Linked DNA regions of Homo sapiens: region 1 is linked to region 2. Evidence: read pairs that join two places in POLR2A ChIA-PET (ENCODE). Cell type or tissue: OCI-LY7. All regions are shown on one strand.

What was found. ChIA-PET counts read pairs that join two places held together with the same protein. Peaks named below come from ENCODE experiments on the same cell type or tissue, not always from the same donor. Only the 100,000 strongest peaks of a DNase experiment are listed, where the experiment ranks them.
Region 1: POLR2A ChIA-PET joins it to region 2 with 5 read pairs; 3 of 35 experiments call an interaction of 5 or more read pairs at or near these places.

The regions. Positions count from the first base shown.
Region 1 is chr2:65,047,437-65,052,436 of GRCh38, forward strand. It overlaps LINC02576 (long intergenic non-protein coding RNA 2576), which reads left to right. Exons shown (of 3, transcript NR_183398.1): 3 at 4,944-5,000. Among named protein-coding and RNA genes, the nearest start is that of CEP68, 6.5 kb to the right of the region's middle. RefSeq lists a silencer at 3,033-3,205. In OCI-LY7, no CTCF peak of the experiment used is centred here; a DNase peak (open chromatin) is centred at 2,053.
Region 2 is chr2:63,855,895-63,860,894 of GRCh38, forward strand. UGP2 (UDP-glucose pyrophosphorylase 2) reads left to right here. Exons shown (of 10, transcript NM_006759.4): 2 at 412-539; 3 at 1,935-2,042. Among named protein-coding and RNA genes, the nearest start is that of UGP2, 16 kb to the left of the region's middle. In OCI-LY7, no CTCF peak of the experiment used is centred here; no DNase peak of the experiment used is centred here.

The DNA of each region.
Region 1 (5,000 bases), 1.2 Mb after region 2:
GTTTCTCTTCTTTTCACTTTCTCCCCCCTCTTTTCCTTTTTCTTTTCTTACCAACCGCCCCCCCCCACCTTTTTTTTTCTTTTCTTTTTTTTTTTTCATCTACTCAGTGTCTGAATACCTCCCTATTTGAGAGACAGGGCCACAATTCCCACTGTGGAAGCTGAGAGGGTCAGGTACTTTCTGGCCTCACACCTTGGAAGCTGGAGCTTGGGCACATGATCCTGCTAGTGAACCAGAGACTCAGAATCAATTGAGAAATAACTTACTGCTGCAGCATCAAATGTTAGCATGACAGCACGTAGTATGCAGTGGCCATGGTGCCAACAGCAGTGTGTTCACCTGTCAGCACATAAAACTGCAAATCTACAGAAAAGTTGAAAGATTACAATGGATATAACCTTTACCTAGTGAATTAGTTATCTATTGCTGCAAAACAAATTACTCTAAAACATAGCTTCATGGGAAAAAACATTTATCATGCCAGTTGCCATGGGTCAGGAGTGCAGGCACTGCTTACCTGACTCTTCTGGCTTGGGGTCTGTCACAAGCTACAAATCAAAGTGTCAAGTGGGCTGCAGTCTCACATGAAGGCTTCACTGGGGAAGGATCTGCTTCCAAGCTCATTCATATGGTTGTCAGCAGGATTCAGTTCCTCATAGGCTATTGGACTGAGGGTCTCAGTTCTTCACTGGCTGTTTTCTGGAGGCCTCCCTCAGTTCCTCACATGTGAGCCTCTTCCCCATGGGGCAGCTCACAACATGGCAGCCCATCTCCATCTGAGCAATTGAAGGAGAGAGAATTCAATTATGGAAGGAACCTCCCACATGCTGTTTGCTAGAAGCCAGTCTCTAAACCCAGCCCTTACTCAAGGGAAAAGGATTACACAAGGTGTGAATTCCAGGAGGGAAGGTCAGAATTCACTGAGTGCCAACTTAGAGTCTGCCAACTACAGATTCATCAATTACTAACATTTTATCACATTTGCACGTGCTCCCCCTTAGATAGATAGCTACAAATACAGATATACAGTTTTGTTTGTTAAACAACCAAAATTAAGTTAAAGATTGATATGGTTTGGCTGTGTCCCCACCGAAATCTCATCTTGAATTCCCACAAGTTGTGGGAAGAACCTGTGGGAGGTAATTGAATCATGGGGGCAGGTTTTTCCCATGCTGTTCTTGTGGTAGTGAATACGTCTCACAAGATCTGACGGTTTTAAAGAGGGGAGTTTCCCTGCACAAGTTCTCTCCTCTTGTCTGCTGCCATGTGAGACGTGCCTTTCACCTTCCACCATGATTGTGAGGCCTCCCCAGCCACGTGGAACTGTAAGTCCATTAAACTTCTTTCTTTTGTAAATTACCCAGTCTCAGGTATGTCTTTATCAGCAGTGTGAAAACAGACTAATACAAAGATATTATAACATTTCACCTCTAATTACTGCAGCATGTATCTCCTAAGAATAAAAATATTTTTCCACATAACCACAATGCCATCACCGCCCCTCAAATTTAACAATTGTGCTATAATATCATCTAATATCAGCCCAAATTCAACTCTCTCCAGTTATCCCCCAAATACCTTTTATAGCTCTTTTTTTTCCTGCTCCACTATCCACTCAAGTTTCCTGTATTGTTTTTGGTTATTATCTATTTAGTCTCTTTTAATCTAGAACCATTCCTTCCAATACCATTTATTACTGGGTATTTTTTTCCATACTGTTGACATTTTTGAAGAGTTCAGGCCAATTGTTTTGTACAACTGTTGCCCACACAACAGGTGGGCTAGGTCACTTGGTAAGTAACAACCAATGGCCACAACCAAGGAGGATTTAACAAGAGGATTTTATTACTTACAACTAGTAAAAAGAACACTGGGTATAGATAGCTCCCAAAGCAATGCCTCCCTGAGCTCCAGGCTGTGTCAGGTTTTATAAGCATAGGGTAATGAGGCATGATCTGACTGGATCTTGCAATGAGGTAATGCCAAGAGGCATGATCTCACTGGATCCTGCTAATGAGTGATGCCAGAGCTCAATCTGATTGCATCGTAGATCCAGCCATGCAGTGTCAACTTCCTAATTCAGTCCCTGCTCCTCTGAGCACTTAGGTTCCCCCCTGTGGCTACACACTTGGTTCACCTGGGCCTGCTCAGGTTACATGACCTGAAGCTCCATTAGCAACTGAAAAACAACTCATAACTTTTGTTACATAAAAGTTGAACCAAACTGGTCTGGTGCAGCTACATAATATCCCATATTCTGGAGATGATTACTTCCTAATGGTGTTCATCTTATACCAGTATCTACTGTATTTCCTGTAAGCAGGAAGTTAGGTTAAATATTTTTGGAAAGAATTCTACTTAGGAGGCACATGTCTGGTAGTCCCATTATTGGTGATGTTTGATCACTTGGTTATGGTGGTAATTGTTTGATCTTTCCATTATAAATGCATAATTTCCCTTTTGTAATTAGTAAATAATCAGTGGGGCAATACTTGGGAGTCTGTGTGAATACCTTGTTCCCAGAAACTTTTTTCCCAATAGTTTTAGCATTCATTAGTAATCCTTATCTTGGTTAATTGGTTAATTATTACATTTGAGTTTCCAAAAGGGTAATTGTCTAATCTAACATTCCTCTTACAGTTATCACTCTGTAAAGATGAGCTTTTCTTTTTCTCTCTTTGTTTTCTTATGTTTTGTTTGAGATTGACTATGGACCATGATTTTCAAAAAATTATTATATTATAATCAATTATAATTATAGATTACAAATATTTATTTTACATTAACATTTAATACATTTATTATATATTTATATATTATGTTAAACATATTTATTATATAGTACTATATATTAATATACTTGTTAATATATTTAATATATAAACATATTTTAAATATAATCATATATTAAGCATATATACTTAACTATATACCTAATTATGTTGAAGTTAATTATACATTTAAGTATATAATTATCTCAAATATACTTAAATACAATTATACTTAAAATGTAATTAAATCGTAATTAACATTATTTTTTATTTGCAGATTGTCCCAAATTTGGCCAATGAAAAAGTCCTTCAAGGCCAGGTGTGGTAGCTCATGCCTATAATCCCAGCATTTTGGGAGGCTGAGGCAGATGGATCACCAGAGGTCAAGAGTTTGAGACCAGCCTGGCCAACATGGTGAAACCCTGTCTCTACTGGAAAAAAAAAAAAAAAATTAGCCGGGTGTGGTGGCAAGTACCTATAACTCAGCAGGCTGAGGCAGGAGAATCACTTGAACCTGGGAGGCAGAGGTTGCAGTCAGCTGAGATCATGCCACTGCACTCCAGCCTGGGAGAAAGAGCAAGACTCTGTTTCAAAAAAAAAAAAAGAAAAAAAAAAAAAAGTCCTTCAAGTTGACTTCTATATCTTTTTTTTAAAAAAAACAGCTTTATTGAGATCTAATTTCCCTACCATACAGTTCACCCATTTACAGTACACAGTTCTATGGTTTTAGTTTATTCAGAGTTGTGCAAGCATCATCACAGTCAATTTTAGAACAATCAAATTTAGTTCATTACCCCTAAAAGAAACTGTTACCCATTAGTGGTCACTTCCTATTCCCCTCAACTCTTGCAGCCCTAGGTAACTGCTAATCCACCGTCTCCATAGATTTGCCTATTCTGGATGTGTCATACGAATGGAATCATCTATGTGGTCTTCTGTGACTGGCTTCTTTCACTTGGCATGTTTTCATGGTTCACCCACATTGTATAAAAATGTCCGTCTACATTCTGTAGCATTGATTTTACTGCCATTTTAACATTCCATATTATGGATATACTGTATTTTACTTACCCATTCATCAGTTGATGGGTATTTGGGTTGTTTCCACTTTTTGGCTCTTGTGAATAATGCTGCAATAACCAATCATGTACAAGTTTTTGTATGAACATACGTTTTAATTTACCTTGCATACATATATAGGAGTGGAACTGCTGGGTCATATGGTAACTTTATGCTTAATCTTTTGAGAAACTTCCAGACTGCTTTCCAAAGGGGCTGTATTATTTGACATACTTTTTCTTTTTCCTTTCTTTTGAGACAAGGTCTCACCCTGTTGCTCAAGCTGGAGTGCAGTGGCACGATCACAGCTCACTGCAACCTTGACCTGCTGGGCCCTAGCGATCCTACCATGTTAGCCTCCCAAAGAGTTGGAATTACAGGTGTGAGCCACTGTGCCCAGCCTCCATTTGACATTCTTACCAGCCATGTATGAGAGTTCCAGTTTCTCCACATCTTCATCAACACGTTACCTTTTTTATTATAGCCATCCTAGTGGCTATAATTGTGGTTTTGATTTGCATTTCACTGAGGCTAATGATACTGACTCAGTGTTTCTCAAGGTACCTTTGGTCCCAAAAATTCATGTTTTATTTTATATCCAGAAAACTATCTTCAGTTATAGCTTTCTTTCATTGTTATGTTTCTTTTCTTTGGAGACTTCAATGATGCATATGTTAACTTCTGTCTATCTTCTATATCTCTCACTTTTTTTCTAATATTTTTCCTTCTTTTCCAAATTTGTTTTGGGTTCTCTTGGCTGTTTTAAATTTATTTTCAATGTTCCTTCTTGACTTTTAAGGCTAACCTATTTTCCCGTGGACACAATGTAATTTAGTTTCCATATCTCAAGATTATTTTGGCTTTTTCTTCTACTTCTTTCCTGAATTTCATCAGTTCTCATTTTATAGTTTTCTGCTTTGTGTCCATTTCTATTTTGAGTTTTTTAATGTCTGATTTTTGGTATTCTTTATAGCTACAGCTGCTTACTAAATGATATTTAATTCATATGAAGAATACTGTTAGTTTTCCTCTGCTTTTTGGCTGTTGGATGGAATTGTGGTTGGTGGAAAGAATTTTCATTAGTTAAAATGGTTTTTAATTTTTTTCTTGTAGTTACTTTATATGGATGTTGGTTGCTGTTCTGTTTAGTTCAAAATACCTCGGATCTGA
Region 2 (5,000 bases):
GTCACCTTTAGTGAGATCCATCTGTCACAGAAGTGCCCGGCTATGCCAAAAGCATTAAAAGTCTAGTCTGACACACGTAAGCAGTGGAAAGTCTTGGCTGAAATTGGGAACCAGAAGATGGCAGGCAGCCCTATGCCCTTCTCCTTTTAAAATGAAAACGTCGATACAGGGAAGTAGAGGCACCTTGGAATTGCCAATACCTCTCAAGGGGTTCTTGTTTAGTGGAGAATATGAAACTGGAGTGAAACGAGTCCTAACTAGTTGACACCACTGAATTACTGCCACAGGATAAAGGGACCTTGGGATTGAGCCCTTTTCATTTGCTGAATACCAGAAATCAGTTATAGCTTACCAGCTGTTTGAATGGCTTCCTGGAGTTTTCAGTTGGTGGTTTTATGTTTTTGTTTTAAGATCTTAGCAAAGCAATGTCTCAAGATGGTGCTTCTCAGTTCCAAGAAGTCATTCGGCAAGAGCTAGAATTATCTGTGAAGAAGGAACTAGAAAAAATACTCACCACAGCATCATCACATGAATTTGAGGTAAGGAGGTTTCTACAGTGTTCCACCCCCCCGCCCCTCCCTTCATCTGTCTTCATGCTGAGTTGCTGCCGGTGATGATGATAATCATCACCTCAAATCAGCACAAGATGTACGATAACATCAAAAACAAAAAAATTAGAATTGCTTAACAATTACCGGCTTTTAACATTTGCCCTTTGTAAATCCATTATCTTTTTTTCATTTAAGCCTAGGAAGTTTTCAAAGTCATTAAAATAATCAGAACCAAATTATACTTTGTTCTGTGTTTTGATGTCATTGGGTGGAGAAATGCATACCTGTGTTCAGTTGTAATTGAGAGAAGTTAGCTTCATATGTCCTGCATGCCTTTTCCAGAGAGTCACTTCTGATAGAACCATGCTACTTTGACAATTGTCATAGAAGTTTTCCAGAACTGGGAGGCATTTACTTTTTTACTTGTAAATCAATAGGTTAGTATTTTCATTTTTATATTTCAATTTATACTTAATGTTTTGAAGCTAGCTGTGTTTTATTTCTTTTTGTTCTTTTAGTGAAGATTAATTTTCATTGAGAAGTAGAGAAAGATATTGGTAAGTAAGTGTAGCGGCCAGGCGCAGTGGCTCTTAGCTGTAATCCCAGCACTTTGGGAGACCAAGGCAGGAGGATTGCTTGAGCTCAGGAGTTTGAGACTGGCCTGGGCAACATGGCGAAACCCTGTCTCTACCAAAAAATACAAAAATTAGCCAGGCATGGTGGTATGCGCCTGTGGTCCCAGCTACTGGGGAGGCTGAGGTGGGAGGGTAGTTTAAGCCTGGGAGGTGAAGTTTGTAGTGAGCCGAGATTGCGCCACTACACTCTAGCCTGGACAACAGAGCAAGACTCTGTCTCAAAAAAAAAAAAAAAAGTACAGAGCCAGTTGGAATTCCCATTAAACAAATGGTGTTTGTTTGTTTGTTTTTGTTTGTTTTTGAGACAGGATCTCACTCTGTCACCCAGGCTGGAGTGCAGTGGTGCAATCTCTGCTCACTGCAGCCTCAACTTCCTGGGCTCAAGTGATCCTCCCACCTCAGCCCCCGAGTAGGTGAGACTACAGGCACACACCACCACATCTGGCTAATTTTTGTATTTTTTTTGTAGACACCGGGTTTTGCCATATTGCCGAGGCTGGTCTCAAACTCCTGAGCTCAAACGATCAGCTGGCCTGAGCCTCCCAAAGTGCTGGGATTACAGGCATGCACCAACTACGCCCAGCCTGTATTAGCTTTTAGGATGTGAAAAAGTCTTGCTCCCTCCATGTCCTAATGGTGTAAGAATTTCATTTAACGATATTTTAAATGTGTAACTTGTATCTGTCTTTATGTTTTTATTAAATATTAAGCATTCTGCTGGTTGTAACAATGACTTCTATTTTCACAGCACACCAAAAAAGACCTGGATGGATTTCGGAAGCTATTTCATAGATTTTTGCAAGAAAAGGGGCCTTCTGTGGATTGGGGAAAAATCCAGAGACCCCCTGAAGATTCGGTAAGTTTTAGATAAAATGTAGGAAAATGTAGGGTAATCTTGGGCACTGGTTTTAACTTAGGACGGTTGGGTAGTGTAGGGGACCTATAACAATCATGTGAGACAAGACAGGACTTGCTTTGAATTCTCTGACCCCTCATCCTGAAACTATGGAGACAGCCTTCAGCTCCTTTCCCTTCTTTTAGACCTCTGAGTCTTGCTGAGGTCCTCTAACAGTCTGATCTCCCTGTGGCAGTACCCAGTATCCCTGGATATGAAATGACTTTTGCAAAGCACTAAATATCCCATAAGAGCTTCGTTTACTTTGTTTCTTCCTTCTCTCTCCCAAAACATTTGATTTCTCATTGCCCGTAGGGTCATGGATGCTTAGCCAGACCTTAAAGCTCTCTTCTTGTATTTTATTGGAATACAGCTTCACTCATTAATTTATATACTATTTATCATAGCTTAAGCTAATGAATCTCTCTTGTTTTTTCCTAATGAGAAAATTATATATATAGTTCCTAGTTAGAGGTACGTTTATTTGCATATGTGGAAAATGTCTTTCAGTTCTTAATGTTTTAAAAACTATACATAACATTCTCACTATAAAAAAAAAAGCTAAAAAATAAAAATCTCACGTAATGTTCTCTCTGAGGAGCCTCTTATTTTTGATGTTAAAGCTAAAATTCCTCTTGGCTGTAATGCTTAACAGTTACAATATGCATTTTTTTTTAGGGTCTATTTTGGTCTTTAATTTCCTTGACCCTAGTGAATGAATTGTGATTTATTTTTCTACTTTTAAGTAGTAGATTTAATAGTATTTTCTTCCAAGAAAGAGTTAGAATTCTTCTGGATAGGTATGTTGTTTAAGAAAATAAGTAGGTGTAAATTCAGTCAGATTCTTAAAAATGTTTGGGAACAGCCTAAAATTATAATAAATTTAGGCACTATTTATTCCCACACCCCCCCGCCCCCCCGAAACACTTATAACTTTTGCTTAGGAATTACCCTAATTTAAGTAACCTCACTTATATAATTTATGATGGACCTGGGTGTAGAAGTGTAGTTTCCTTTTTTCTTTTTTCTTTTTTTTTTTTAGACAGTCTCACTCTGTCACCCAAGCTGGAGTACAATGGCATGATCAAGGCTCATTGCAGCCTCTATTTCCCTGGGCTTGTGTCCTCCCACCTCAGCCTCCTGGATAGCTGGGACCACAGGCATTTACCAACATGTCTGGCTAATTTTTGTATTTTTTTTGTAGAGATGGGGTTTCGCCATGTTGCCCAGGCTGGTCTCAAACGTCTGGGCTCGAGCAATCTACCTGCCTTGGCCTCCCAAAATGCTGGGATTACAGACATGAACCACTGTTCCTGACAGTGGTTTTGGTCTTAATTCTTGCTTGCAGACCTGGGAATTTTTTGTTTTCTACTGTACAAACTTAACTTTTCGGAGACAGAGCCTACTTGAAGGAAGGTACGCAGATTTATTATGTTCAATATATTTTAGGGTTCAAGAATTAGTTTTTTTCAGTGGAGAAATCTATCTTTTGTACTTTGAGAGATCATGATATATAGTAGGGATTCTTGAAGTGGGGGTCAGAGGGTGGAGAAGGAAGGAGAAGAGGAATCATGGGATTTTTTCGGTTCAGTACTACCCTACCCCATTCCCAGGAAAGTTCTGATAAATTCTTTCAGGAGGCTATGCCCATGTAGTGAGCCATAGTTACTGATAGTAATACAGAATTGATATAGGACAAAAGAATAGAAATATAAAATAAATTCTAGATGTAACATGATTTTATGCCGTCTTTTTCTGTTTATAAAAGTGTAAGTCTTCATTAAAAGTGTCTTTATTTTGAAGCATAAGTTTTAAGCTTCTTCAGAAAATGTATTTGCAATCCCATATGCCCTTAATCTTGAAAATTTTGGAATGCAGAGGCAAAAAATAAGTTTGCTCTTCAACTACGTCATGAGTTTCTTGAGGGCACAAATGTGTTTTATATACGATATGCATGTTACCAGCTTTTGCAGATAGTTCTGAGAATACAAATCTTGAGCTAATGTTTGTTCACCTTGGTTCTTTTGGATTCCTCCTTCTAGCCTCCTCGTCCTACTCTTCTCTTTCCCATAGGTTTCCTTTCTCAGGTCTTAGAGATTATTATAGAGATCAATTTTCCTTTCAAAATGTAATTTTTAAAAGTGAACATAGGTCTTTTTTTAAAAAAAATGCAAATAATATTTTATATTCCTAAGTAAAAAGAAATTACTGTGGAAGAACAGCCATTTAGAGTAACATTTCTCATGTCAGCCTTATATCAAAGGTGTGACATAAACATTGTCATACCAGTGGATCTATATTTTTGTGTATGAGTTGACAATTAGCAGAGTCAGCCACCTGGTTTGTAAGTAAAGTTTTATTGGAACACACCCACACATTCATTTATGTATTGTCTATAACTGCTTTTTTGCAACAATGGCAGAGTTGAATAGTTGGAGTGGAGACAGTATGGCTTGTAACAAAACCTGAAATACTTATTATCTAGCCTATTTACTGACCCCATTTTAGTGTATGTATTTTCAGAACATCTTTGGTAGCTTTCTTTATTTCTTTGGCCCTCAGAAAACTGACCTCATATGCCTTTGTCATTTCAGATGATCACTTTTAATTTTTATCTTTATTTTTTATTTTCTTTTAGAGATGAGGTCTTGTTCTGTCACTCAGGCTGGAGGGTAGTGGCACAGTCATAGCTCACTACAGCCTCGAACTCCTGGGCTCAAGGGATCCTCCTGCCTCAGCCTCCTGAGTAGGCAGGACTACAGGCATTGTGCCACCAGGCCCAGCTAATTTTTTTTTTTTTTTTTTTTTTGTAGAGACAGGGTCTCCCTATGTTGTCTAGGCTGGTCTTAAAGTCCTGGCCTCAAGTGATCCTCCTGCCTTAACCACTTTTTAGATAAAAATAGTTTTTCATAAATACTA